Regions from separate parts of the Mus musculus genome. Here region 2 is linked to region 1. A link is a loop called in an ENCODE intact Hi-C map of the cell type or tissue named here. Cell type or tissue: heart. All regions are shown on one strand. Each heading gives the region's core, and the rest is flanking DNA. Links, peaks and the distances in the headings are about the cores only.

Region 1 (5,366 bases), core at 47-5,046:
CGCTAACAGGCTGCCCATTCCCAACTCTTGTTGGGAGAAGCCTGAATTTGAATCCACAGTCCATTCATTCATCAATGGACAATGACTCCCATTCCCTATCAAACATGTCCCAGGACAGCTATGAATGCATCCCAACACCTGTGTAGGTGACATCATGCCACAATGTCAGAAAGCATCCCCTGTGGGTTTGTATGGCCCTCAGAGCTGTGTTATGCATTCTAGCCATCTTTGCCCTTCTTGAGCCCAAGCTGCAAGCCATTCAACCCCATCTCCCCCAAGTTCAACCTGAGTGCTGGGAATAACTAGATTAATGGACATTTAGATAGCTATTCATGGGTACAAGCCAGGGACACAACATCACCACCATCAAAACCATCACCACATGATTCCACTAGACCACAATGGGACCAAGAGGTACAAGAAAGGAGGAAGTACAATGCTGAGACCTCCCTCGCTGGCTTAGACGTCTACAGAGGGGCCAAAGCTAGACCCTCATCCACCAACAACCTATCACCTCTTCTTCATCCAGTCCTGCAGGAAGGGGTGTGGCTTACCCAAAGACAGACAGTTAACATCTGAGCTAAGACGCCAACAGGGGTTCTCTCGATCCCTCCCCCCATCTCCGACACCTACGGTTTCAAACCCAGGATAAGGAGGTGATTAAGTAGGCCCTGACACGTGTCTAACCAGAAGCTGTGACCTCGACCCATCTTATCAGCAGCCATATCCATCTCTCACATCAGAATGTTCACAAAGACATTTACTTGCTCCTGAGCCTGAGTGTCTGTCCGGTTTCCATCCACTCTCATCCGTCACTCTCTCTGATTCTGTCCTAATGCTTACTTCCACTCTCAAAAACCTCGTCGTATAAGAACAGATCTCTTTTTATCTGATGCTAGCTCTCCTCTTCTCCTTGGGTCTAATCAATCTGTGTCTGGAGATAAACAAACCAGAGACAAATGCCACAGTCCCTTTTCGGAAAACAGGTACCTCTAAAATGACCCACCCCTAGGCGGGACACAGAGAGAAACCGAAGGAGACCCGTGGATAGACACCTCCAGCGAGATGCCCTCCTCTGATGGGACAACAAAGACAGTCATTGTGTCTTACCTTCTAAGCCACCACTTTCAGGATAGGGACATAGGGCAGGGTTCAAAGTCAAGGAGCCTGAGAAGACCACAGATCCCCAAACATAACTGTGAATACAGCCCCAAGCCCACCTCTCTGAGGAGCTTGAAGTCTGCAGACAGAGCAAGGAGGCTATAGAACAGCAGGTGCAAGGAACCACAAGCCTGCCTCTAGCTACAACCAGAGGTGTAAGGCAATGATGACCGCATCACACATCCAGATACCTAGCACCATGGGGCCCTCCTCCCACTCATGCCCACCTACACAGCCTACAGTGCTCACACCTCCTACCAGCCCCTACCACGCCCACCTGCACAGCCTACAGTGCTCACACCTTTCTACCAGCCCCAGCCATTGCAGCAAGTAGGGAGCACCAGACTCTGCTAGTCACAAAGGCTGTCTCTGCATGGGCAGGACCAAGATCCCCTCCAAGAGCCAGCCTACCATGTCCCCCATCCCCCATGCTCCACCACCACCACCACCCCCCACCCCCCAGCCATGCCCTACCAGGGAGGCTCTCAGAAGGCTCTAGCCCAGAAGTGGCTCCTTCTACCTCTCCCACTCTGGAGAATTCCCAATGCTTTTGGAGATCTTTTTGACAATTTCTTGGCAGCTCTAGGCATCCCATGAGAGACGGCATGCACGAGGTGTATGTGTGATTTCACTGGGGGCTGTGGCCCACCATGGAGGTTTGGAAGAGTGGGAAAGAAGGACTGTGCTAAGAGACAGTTTCAGGAAAAGGAGAGGCAGGTGGCCCGGGTGAATGGAAGAGAAGAAGCCCCATAACAGAAAGGGCAGAGAGGATGGCTCTCGAGTAACTGTTATAAATTCTAGTCTTTGATGATTAACCTTTGAGAGTTGAGTGAAAATTGTGGACTTGAAGTTGCTCACGTGCACACACACAAGCACTCACACACCAAGGACTTCGCTCATGTGTGGTTCCCCCGTGACCTGTGATTGCTCATACAGAATCTCAAACAGGGCTCAGCACAGCACCTTAGGGTACCAGCAGCCATAAATGGTGATCCTGGGAGGAAGGACAGCTCCCACAGAGGAAGAGGGTAGCCAAGTCCTCCAATGGCTCTGGAACATCTTGGCAGCAGAGACCCTAAAGGTGCTGCCTGCTCTCTCTAGAAATGGAAACAGCCCTGCTGACTTCCTACAGTAAACCTAGGAGGTCCAGACTGGAGCAATGCTCTCCTTCTGGGTCCCCAGGAACAGGAAAAGCATTTTCTTCTTTCCAGGGAAGAGACCCTGGCCCAGTGCTTGCTCACAGCCCCCTTGTGGCCTGGGGGTGTCACTGCAGCTCCCGCTGCTATGTTGGCCACGCAGTTCTCACAGACCACACTTAGCTGGGGTGGGGCAGAACACTCAGGTACCAGTGGCCTCTTGGCAAATTGTCGGCAAGCCAGTTCCAAGCCGTGTTTGTTTTTGATGTCTTAAAACTAAGACTGTGACTCAAGTCTAGTGATCCCTCTAAATCCCTCTGCGGCCCACTCCTTACGGGGAACCAGTCCAAGACCCGCCTCATTAAGCCAATAACCTCGGAGCTTCTGTAACATTCCCACTGCTTTATTGATCACTCCTTCGTCTTTCACATGCAATTATGTACAATTGTGGCAACGCTCGATAGAAGCAGTTAGCAGGAATGCTCGAGATCTCTGGTCTGCAAGAGGCCGAGAGATTACAAAACAGGACCCCAAATACCTCACATGTCTTGGGTTTTCCAGAGCCTGCTGGAGCTTAGGAGAAGTCAAGACTTAAAAGGCACACAGGGAGGGAGAGGGTTTCTAGTGGCTCCCTCCTGTACAAACGAAAACTAAGGACCTAAAATCCACTCCTACTAGCAACCCATCAGGGAAAGCCTGGAGCCCACCAGGGCTAGGAACTTAAAGGGGACGGGGGTGGTGGGGGGGGGGGGAATCCACCTGGAGGTTGGTAGGAGCCATGAACTAACCTAGTTATCCTAAAGTAGGCACCAAGCAAAGAGAGTAACTTCGGATTGAGGGGCGGTGCTGCGGCCTGCCTGAAGGGTCTTGGGCAGACCAGGAGCCAGGAGAGGCCAAGAAGGTGGGGAATCGCTTGCAGCTAGAAGTCTTGGCGGGAGGTGTGTGTTGGGGGGGGGGGTGCTTACCTCTTTGATTTTCTCTCGCTGAGCTCGCACCAGACTCTGGGACTCCTTACTCTCATCAGTCCTTGTCCCCAAGACCGGGTGTCGAAGGCGGCTGCGGAAACCATTGTAGTCGAAAGTGAACCGGACGCTCTCTTCCTGCGGCCTGAGGGCTGCAACCCTGTTGCCTTCCTCCCGGGGCCCGGTGGGGCGGGTTCGCCGCAGCCACCCTTTCCTACGGAGAACACCGACCAGGCGGCTGGGATCGTCCTCACCCGGGGCCGGAGCCGCAGGGGCAGGGTTGGGAGGCGGCTCCTGCTCTGACACCGAGTGGTGACCGGCGATTTCGGCCATCACCTCCAGGCCGGGCTGTTGGGTCCGCGAGGCCGAGAAGAGGCGCTTGAGGCGAGAGGAATGGGGCAGAAGGAACAGGGCGCCAAAGCACAGGGTGACGAGGCCCGAGAGGAAGAGCAGGAAAAGGAACTTCTGCGGCAGCCGCAGCCCCCACGGCGAGGCCGGGACGAAACCCGGCACTTTCCTCACCAGCATCGCGGCGCGGCCAGCAGGAGGGGGCTGTCAGCTCCGCCCGGGGCCCCGGGAGTCCTCAGAGTCCTCAAGGGTGGGGAGCAAGAGTGAAGTGGCTGGGGTCCCCGAGCAAGGCTGCGCACCTCGAGGCCGCCGCTTCGGGACCCGCCCGAAGTTCAGGGAGTTTGGAGCGAGTCCTCCCGCGCGGGGGCGGGGGCGCGGCGGCCTCGGCGGGGCCCGGGCGAGGGGGGCTGCTCGGCTGGAGCCCGGGCCCGCCGTGCGCCGCAGCCTGCCCTCCGCCTGATCCACGGAGCCCGCGCCCTCCCGCGCCTTCCCGCGCCGGAGTGGTCACATGCCGTCCGCGACGCCCTCGCGGAGGGTGCGCAGGACGCAGGCCCCGACCCGCCGGCACCCGAAGTTTCAGCCTCTGGAGCAGTTTGCAAAGGGAACCCCCGGGGCTTGCAGGGCGAGCGCAGCTCCTAGAGCGCGAGCCCAGCCGGTGGTGACGGCGCAGGGCCCGGCGGTCGGGACACGTCCACAACTTTGCTCCGCCGCGCGCGGTTGCCGCTCCCGAGGCTGCGCGGGACCCAGGGGCTTCAGATGCTCGCGCGGGGAGAGGGATACCCGGGAAGCGCGTGCGAAGCCTGCAGCTGGCCTCTGTCAGCCCTGGGCCTGCCGCTGAGCCAGGAAGCCTTGGCTCCGGCGCCGCAACTCGGGAGGGCGCGGGTCTCCTGCTGCGATCACCTGTTCCCGGCCCCGCGGCTCCGCTAGCCGCGCAGGCTCACCCGCCGCAGCTCCAGACGGGCCGCCGCTGCTCCGGCTCTCACTGCGACAGCGCCGCTGCCCCGCCCCCCGCCAGCCACGCCCTCAGGCCACGCCTACAGCGCGCCTCGCGCCCCTCCTCTCCGCCCGCCGCGGCACCGCAGTTCGGCCAATGGGGAACCTAGCCGGGAAAGATGGGCGGGTCACAGTCTGGGCCACGCCCCCCGCTCCAAATGCTGGCGCTGCGCTCCCCCATCCTGCTAGCTCCAATGGTCCAGCTGCGCGCTGTGGAGAGGGCGGGGTGCAGAGCGGAGAGAGGTCATTGGCTGCTTCCGAGGGATCCCCGATGGGCCACAATCACCCATTGGTTTCTGCCCAGCGTTCGCTGGACTCCGAAAGACCGAGACGCCCCCTCCACCGCCCACCTCCGCCTAGCGCCGCTCTGTGTTTCGGTCTCCCCCCGGAAGGGCCAGGAGACCAGGTTGTTCTGTAAGGCGCTGCCCATCGTTGGGCGACCCTGTCACTTCTCAGCACCAGCCGGGGATTGCCAGGTTGCTGGTAGCCAGGGATGCCCAGAGCTCAGACCAGCCGCGGTAGTACAGCTGCTTCGCTCTGGGGGGGATGGGGATGGCTGGACCAAACCCGAGAGCTGTGGCTGTGGTTATGTCTGGCTGAATCAGTATTTCCAGGGTTCCTCGCAAACCGCCACCAAAAATGTGGCCAAGGCCCTTGGGTGGGGTTGGCGAGGGATGCTAACATGAGAAGCAAGAAGAGAGAGGGACAGACAGAGAGAGAGGCGGGGACCTGGACATATGCACGGGTCATACATAGGATATGCATG
Region 2 (5,366 bases), core at 69-5,068, 65 kb after region 1:
TGCCTACAGGTAAATAAGAGTAGCTCCCCACCTACCATCACTTTACTGAACCAGGTACTTTGTATTTATCTTTTGGGGGTTGTCTCTGACAGCCTAGCACAACCCACAAAGGAATGAGGGTCACAGTGACCCCCAGGACCTTTAGGAAGAATATCGCTGAGCTGGGAAAAATTCTTGGCAAGGAGCTGAGATGCGATCTTTTGGCCAGTGGGGGTGGTGGCACACTCCTTTGTTCTCAGATCTCTGGAGGCAGAGGCAGGGAGATCCCAGAGTTTGAGGCCAGCCTGGCCTACAGAGTGAGTTCCAGGGCAGCCAGGGCTACATTGGGAAACCCTGTCTCATAAGGGGAAGTGGCCATGAGAAAGAAGAGTCCTCTTCCTAGGTGAGTGGGAAGCCAGCAGGTCGGTGCTTGGCAGCTCCAGCCAGGGTTCTCTTTCTCAGCAGGGGCTGATTCTACCCAGAATCCCTCATCTTTGCTTTGTCCTCTGAGCTTTTGTTTTGTTTTGTTTTGTTTTGTTTTTAATACTCATTATGTCTATGGAGAAGAGTCCCCGTGCATGTGTGGAGGTCACAATTCCTGGGAATCGGTTTTCTCCTTCCTCCAAATGGAGCCCAGGACTAGAACTCAGGTCCTCCCGCCTGAGAACAAGTCCCTTTTCCCATCTAACAGGCTCTGGCCTTTGATCTTAAACGCTAGACCCAAGGGCTGGATAGGTCCCAACCTCTCATGCTGGCCACACCCAAGGCTTTCCTGTCTAACCTGGTCCTGGGGGCCAGCTAGCCAAACCTGGGGTGGAGCTGCCCCCCAACAGCCAGAAAACCCAAGGAATAAGGCTAAGATCCCTGGGCTGGGGAAGCTCTGCCTCAGGCCATGCTCTAGGCCTAGAGTTAGGACTTCATTTCCCGGTCCTATCTCTAAAATGGGTCTGAAGATAAGAATCCCAAGCTTTGTCACCTCCCAGGAGCCAATGAGCTCACAGAAGTCAAATACCAGAGACAGAAGCAGGGGCATGCATTCACTGAGACCACCTCTAGGCAAGTAAGACAAGCACAGACACTCCCACAAAAGTTCCAGACCAAGCAATACTCTTCCCGGCAAAGGAATATTGCGAACTTGACACTTAACCAAAGATAGGCCAGGTTTCTGAGGAGCTCATTGTGAGCACAGAGCTTTGGGAGGAGCAGGGAGAGAGGAGAGCGCTGCATCCCTCCAGGGTACAGACAGGCTGAGGCCCCCATCTCAGAACTGGCCAACCTGATAAGAATCAGGTTGAATCCAGAGGACATGGACATAACTATATGGCGGTGCACACCTTTAATCCCAGCACTGGGGGATCAGAGGCTCAAAGCACACCTGGTCTACACAGCAAGTCCTAGGCCAGCCTAGACAACAAGAGACCTCATCACCAACCTGTAAAATAGACTAGCAACATCTTAACTGACACCTATCCCTGACCAGCCTCATTTAAACTCACTATCTGACACCTCATGACTGTGAACTTCTGATTTGTAGGCTTCCAACTCCCTAGTTCTGGGAGTACAGACACGAACCGCTACACCTGATTTGTTTAGTGCCGATACTGGAACCAAGAACTTAAAGTACCACGGGCTTCCTGCAAGCTAAGGCAAGCATCCTACCAAACACAACACACACATCCCCAGCCCCGCAGGAATTTTATCCCTATTTTCCAGGATAGGAAACAGAATCACTAAGAACAAGTGATCGGCCTTAAGGCTGGAGCTGGAAGGGAAACTTCTCACCATCCAAAATGTACCCTGATGCCCTAGATTCATCCCCTGCTTCCTGGCTCCCTCCCCTTCAGACCTCTTCCCCACCCACCCTTCTCTCTCTTGTCCCAGTAGAAAAACCACAGGGTTCGTCCACTGGAAGAGAAGGTCACACTCAGAAGCCCTGGTCACATCCCACGAATTTTTGAAGGGCTATTTTGGTAGTTAAGTGTGGAAGTCAGTACATGCCCTGCCCAAGGGGCCTCTGACCCCACCCCCGCCAGTAGGCACCAGCACGCGTTCCCGATGCCAGTCAGGGCTAGGAGGAGCCCACAACTGGAACACCACAGTGGGAATGAGGAGGGGCAGGGCGGGCTCCCGAGGCCCAGACACGCTGGCGCTCCAGGGACTAGGAAACTCGGGCTCCCCTGGTGGAGCCCGGCAAGGGAAGGTGCTGACGAGAAGCTGGGGGCGGGGAGGGGGTACTGTTAGTGGGAGAGGTGGGGGGCCCCAGGTAGGTGGCAGGTGAGGGTGTGCCGCGAGCCCGGGTACTTTGGCTTCACATCAGAAAGGGAAGGCCTGGGTGATCATCCCACGCGAATGAAAAGGGAGGAGGGACCTAAGCTAGGTTTCTCAGGCCTCGGGGGAGGGTGCCAGGTGACGGCTCTCCGAAAGTAACCCGAGAGGTGGCTGGGGGAGGCTCCTCTCCACCCTTCCAGACTCCCGGGAGAAATGGCAGCGAGTCTGAGTCTGCCTTTTGCCTAGGTGCCCAGGGACTCGGACCAGCCCCCAAGGAAAAGTACGGAGGAAAACAGGGTTTGTAAATAGCCTGGGCTCCAGCCTCGCCACCTGGACGCGTCCAGAGGGGAGGAAGCGGGACCCTGAATGGCACCCGGGCTGGGATCGCCCCTCGAGGCAGGGACCTGCGAAACTCCAGCGTCCAGAGGGGACCCTGTAGGTTGTGCTGGAGTGGGTAGAGAGGCTCTAGACGTCCCCTTCGCGCCACACCTGGGGACCCCGAGTTAAGCCTGATCCCTGTCGACCTGCCCCAGACGTGCAGCCGGACATGACCCCCGGCCCCGCCGCGCGGGGCGGGACGAAGCCACCCAGTCCACCTTGGCCCGGAGCTCGGCGGAGGCCCGACCCGGGGCGCATACACTCACTGCGGTGCCGGCCGCCCGCCCAGCTCTGCTTGGCCAGACTGGGGCTCCGGATTAGCGCGCGCCCCGCCGACTTGAGCGCGTCCATGGCCCGCTCCGGTTGTCGCCGCCGCCACTGACGCCGCTACCGCCGCCAAAACTCCTCCAGGAAAACTTTCCGCCGGGCCAGGCGGCGCGCGCCCGCTGCGCTCCTCCCCCGCCCTCCCCGCGACGTCTAGGGGCGGGGCCGGAGGGGCTACGCCCACCGCCACGCCCCTAGAGCGCAACCCCGCCCTTCCCGGACCTGGACCGGCTCCGAGGCTGCACGCGCGGTGTTCCTAAACTCAGAACCCACCAAGGCTCCCAGCCCAGCGCCTTTCCCCGTTCTCTAGCTACGGGATCCCATGGCCTTCTAGATAGCTCAGCTAAAAGGCACCTGGATACCGTTTCACCGATGGGAAGAGTGAAAGGTAGAACGATAAGGGTCTTGTTCAAAAATAAGAGAAAGAAAAAAACGATAGATGGGAAGGAGAGGGTCGAGTGGATAAAGGCACTTGCCGCCAAGCTTGACAATGATCCCGGAGACAACACGGTAGAAGAAGAGAATCAACTCCTGCAAATTGTCCTCTGACCTCCTGGCGCTAACAGTGGCACCTCCCCCATTGCTTACATACACAAAATAAATGTAAATAATTAAATAAATATGAGTGAGGGGCGCACCAAAGCAATGGGAGTCTTTGAACGAGGGAATGAAGGCCGCGAATTTTGCTGGGAAGGATCGGGAGTGTATTGGTAGATGCCCTTAGCAGCTTTCTTAGCTGTCCTCTGCCCCCACAGTCTCAGGGACATTGCAACCTTAGACGCAGACTCAGGCATGCTGTGTGACCCAGGCTGTCCTTCCCTGCTCTGAGTCATGATATCTGTCAAATGAAGCGTGATCCTATCTGTAGTGCACCCACCGGCCTGTCTGGGCAGGCCCTCGGTGTGTAGCCTTGCTCTAGCCTGTTTCCAAGGCAGCACCTGCTCCAGCCCCAGGAAGCTGGTAATTTAACTCTAGAGCCAGGAGCGATGGCTCAGACCGGTAATCATAGCGCTCATGGAGCTGAAGCAGGAGGATTCCTGCAAGTTCCAAGGCATCCTGGGGTATAGAGTGAAACTTTGTCTCAGAAAACCCAAATAACAAAGAATTCTAACTATTAAAAAAAAACCAAGAAAACAAAACAAAAAACCAAAAAACCCGCTAACCCTTGGTTCAGACTGTGCCCAAAGGAGTCTGGCGTTCACTACCTGGCTTCCAGAAGCTGGGCTTCAGCAGCGCAGCTGTGACCTCTGGCTAGTTTCAGAAGCCAGCAGATCTCTTCTGGCTGGGAGACACACATGCTGTGTGCTCTAGCTGCCCAAGGAGGCCTGGCTCACATTCCACTCTTTCTAAACCTCCTGTCTGTTCCAAGTGCTCCGCCTGAGTGGACAGTACAGCCAGCCATAGCCTCCTTTACAGCAGGAGACACGACATACCTGTGGTTCCCCAAGAGTCAGAGAGTGATGCCTCAGTGGGAATCCTAGTGGGGGGCATGGTCTGGCCATTATAAGTTTCAGCTGTAAAGGAGGCAAGAAGACCTTTCCCATGGAGCTGTCCTGTGTGACTGGAGTTAGAGGCGATAACTCCTGCCCCTGCCCTCAAAAATCCACCCACCTTCTCCAGGAAGCTCTCCTGGACCACTGTCTCTGGGTTAGATTTCTCCCCATGGGCTCCCATTGCTTTAAACTTGGAACATTATAATGCTGTCCCCCGTGATTCCCCCATGCATCAGAGACCATGACCTCAAGGACACAACGGTATGAGGGGAGTTGGAGGGCTGTCAGCAGGCAGGGAGGGCTGCTCTTTCCTTCTCCTGACCTCTCCAGGTTTCTACCATACCAGGTTGGTGAGTCATCTATCCCCTCAGAAGGCTCAGAAGTGAGTAGAGAGGTGACAGCTGACCCCCAGCTTTCTTGTCCGGGGTCAGCTAGATCCTAGACCAGCAGACACATATATATATGTATATATACATATATATATATGTATGTATTTTTTTTTTTTTTTGAGCCTGGAGGGAAAACAATCACCAGGGCCACGAGCCCAGGAGCAGCTCAGTGGTGGTGTCTGGCTGGCCGGGGGAGACATATGGACCCGGTAATCAGACCTGCCTGGGAACTGTGTGTGGGCAGCAAAGGCTGTTTAGCAGCTTTGTGTGTCCTTCCGGAGGTGACTTGCTGGGAGTTGTCAGGCATGTGTCACCTATGGAGGGGCAGACTGCTGGGGGCCCTTCTGCTGCGCCCAGAAAGAGAAGTAGAGACAGACGGTCAGGGCTGCAAGGGGCCCAACACTGAGTCGCTCTGCCCAAAGCCTCATTTCACAGGTGAGGAGGCAAAGGCCCAGAGAGGAGCAAGAGCTTGCCCAAGGTCACACAGCAGGCTAGGACCAGCAGCCAGGGCTCTAGCATCCCACATGTAATACTG

The links. Peaks named below come from ENCODE experiments on the same cell type or tissue, not always from the same donor. Only the 100,000 strongest peaks of a DNase experiment are listed, where the experiment ranks them.
Region 2: a loop joins it to region 1, with 2.4 times the contacts of the local background. A loop is called at or near these places in 2 of 42 quality-filtered maps.

Annotation. Positions count from the first base shown.
Region 1 is chr4:134,699,683-134,705,048 of GRCm38, forward strand. It overlaps Man1c1 (mannosidase, alpha, class 1C, member 1), which reads right to left and starts at 4,608. Exons shown (of 12, transcript NM_207237.3): 1 at 3,263-4,608. The coding sequence starts at 3,787. In heart, for the core only: CTCF peaks have their summits at 2,417 (motif pointing left) and 3,703; DNase peaks (open chromatin) are centred at 1,479, 2,479, 3,479 and 4,739; H3K4me3 peaks cover 4,087 bases; H3K27ac peaks cover 3,037 bases.
Region 2 is chr4:134,764,925-134,770,290 of GRCm38, forward strand. Ldlrap1 (low density lipoprotein receptor adaptor protein 1) reads right to left here and starts at 3,080. Exons shown (of 9, transcript NM_145554.2): 1 at 2,892-3,080. The coding sequence starts at 2,976. In heart, for the core only: a CTCF peak has its summit at 2,145; DNase peaks (open chromatin) are centred at 2,217, 3,007, 3,632, 4,337 and 1 weaker place; H3K4me3 peaks cover 2,821 bases; H3K27ac peaks cover 3,337 bases.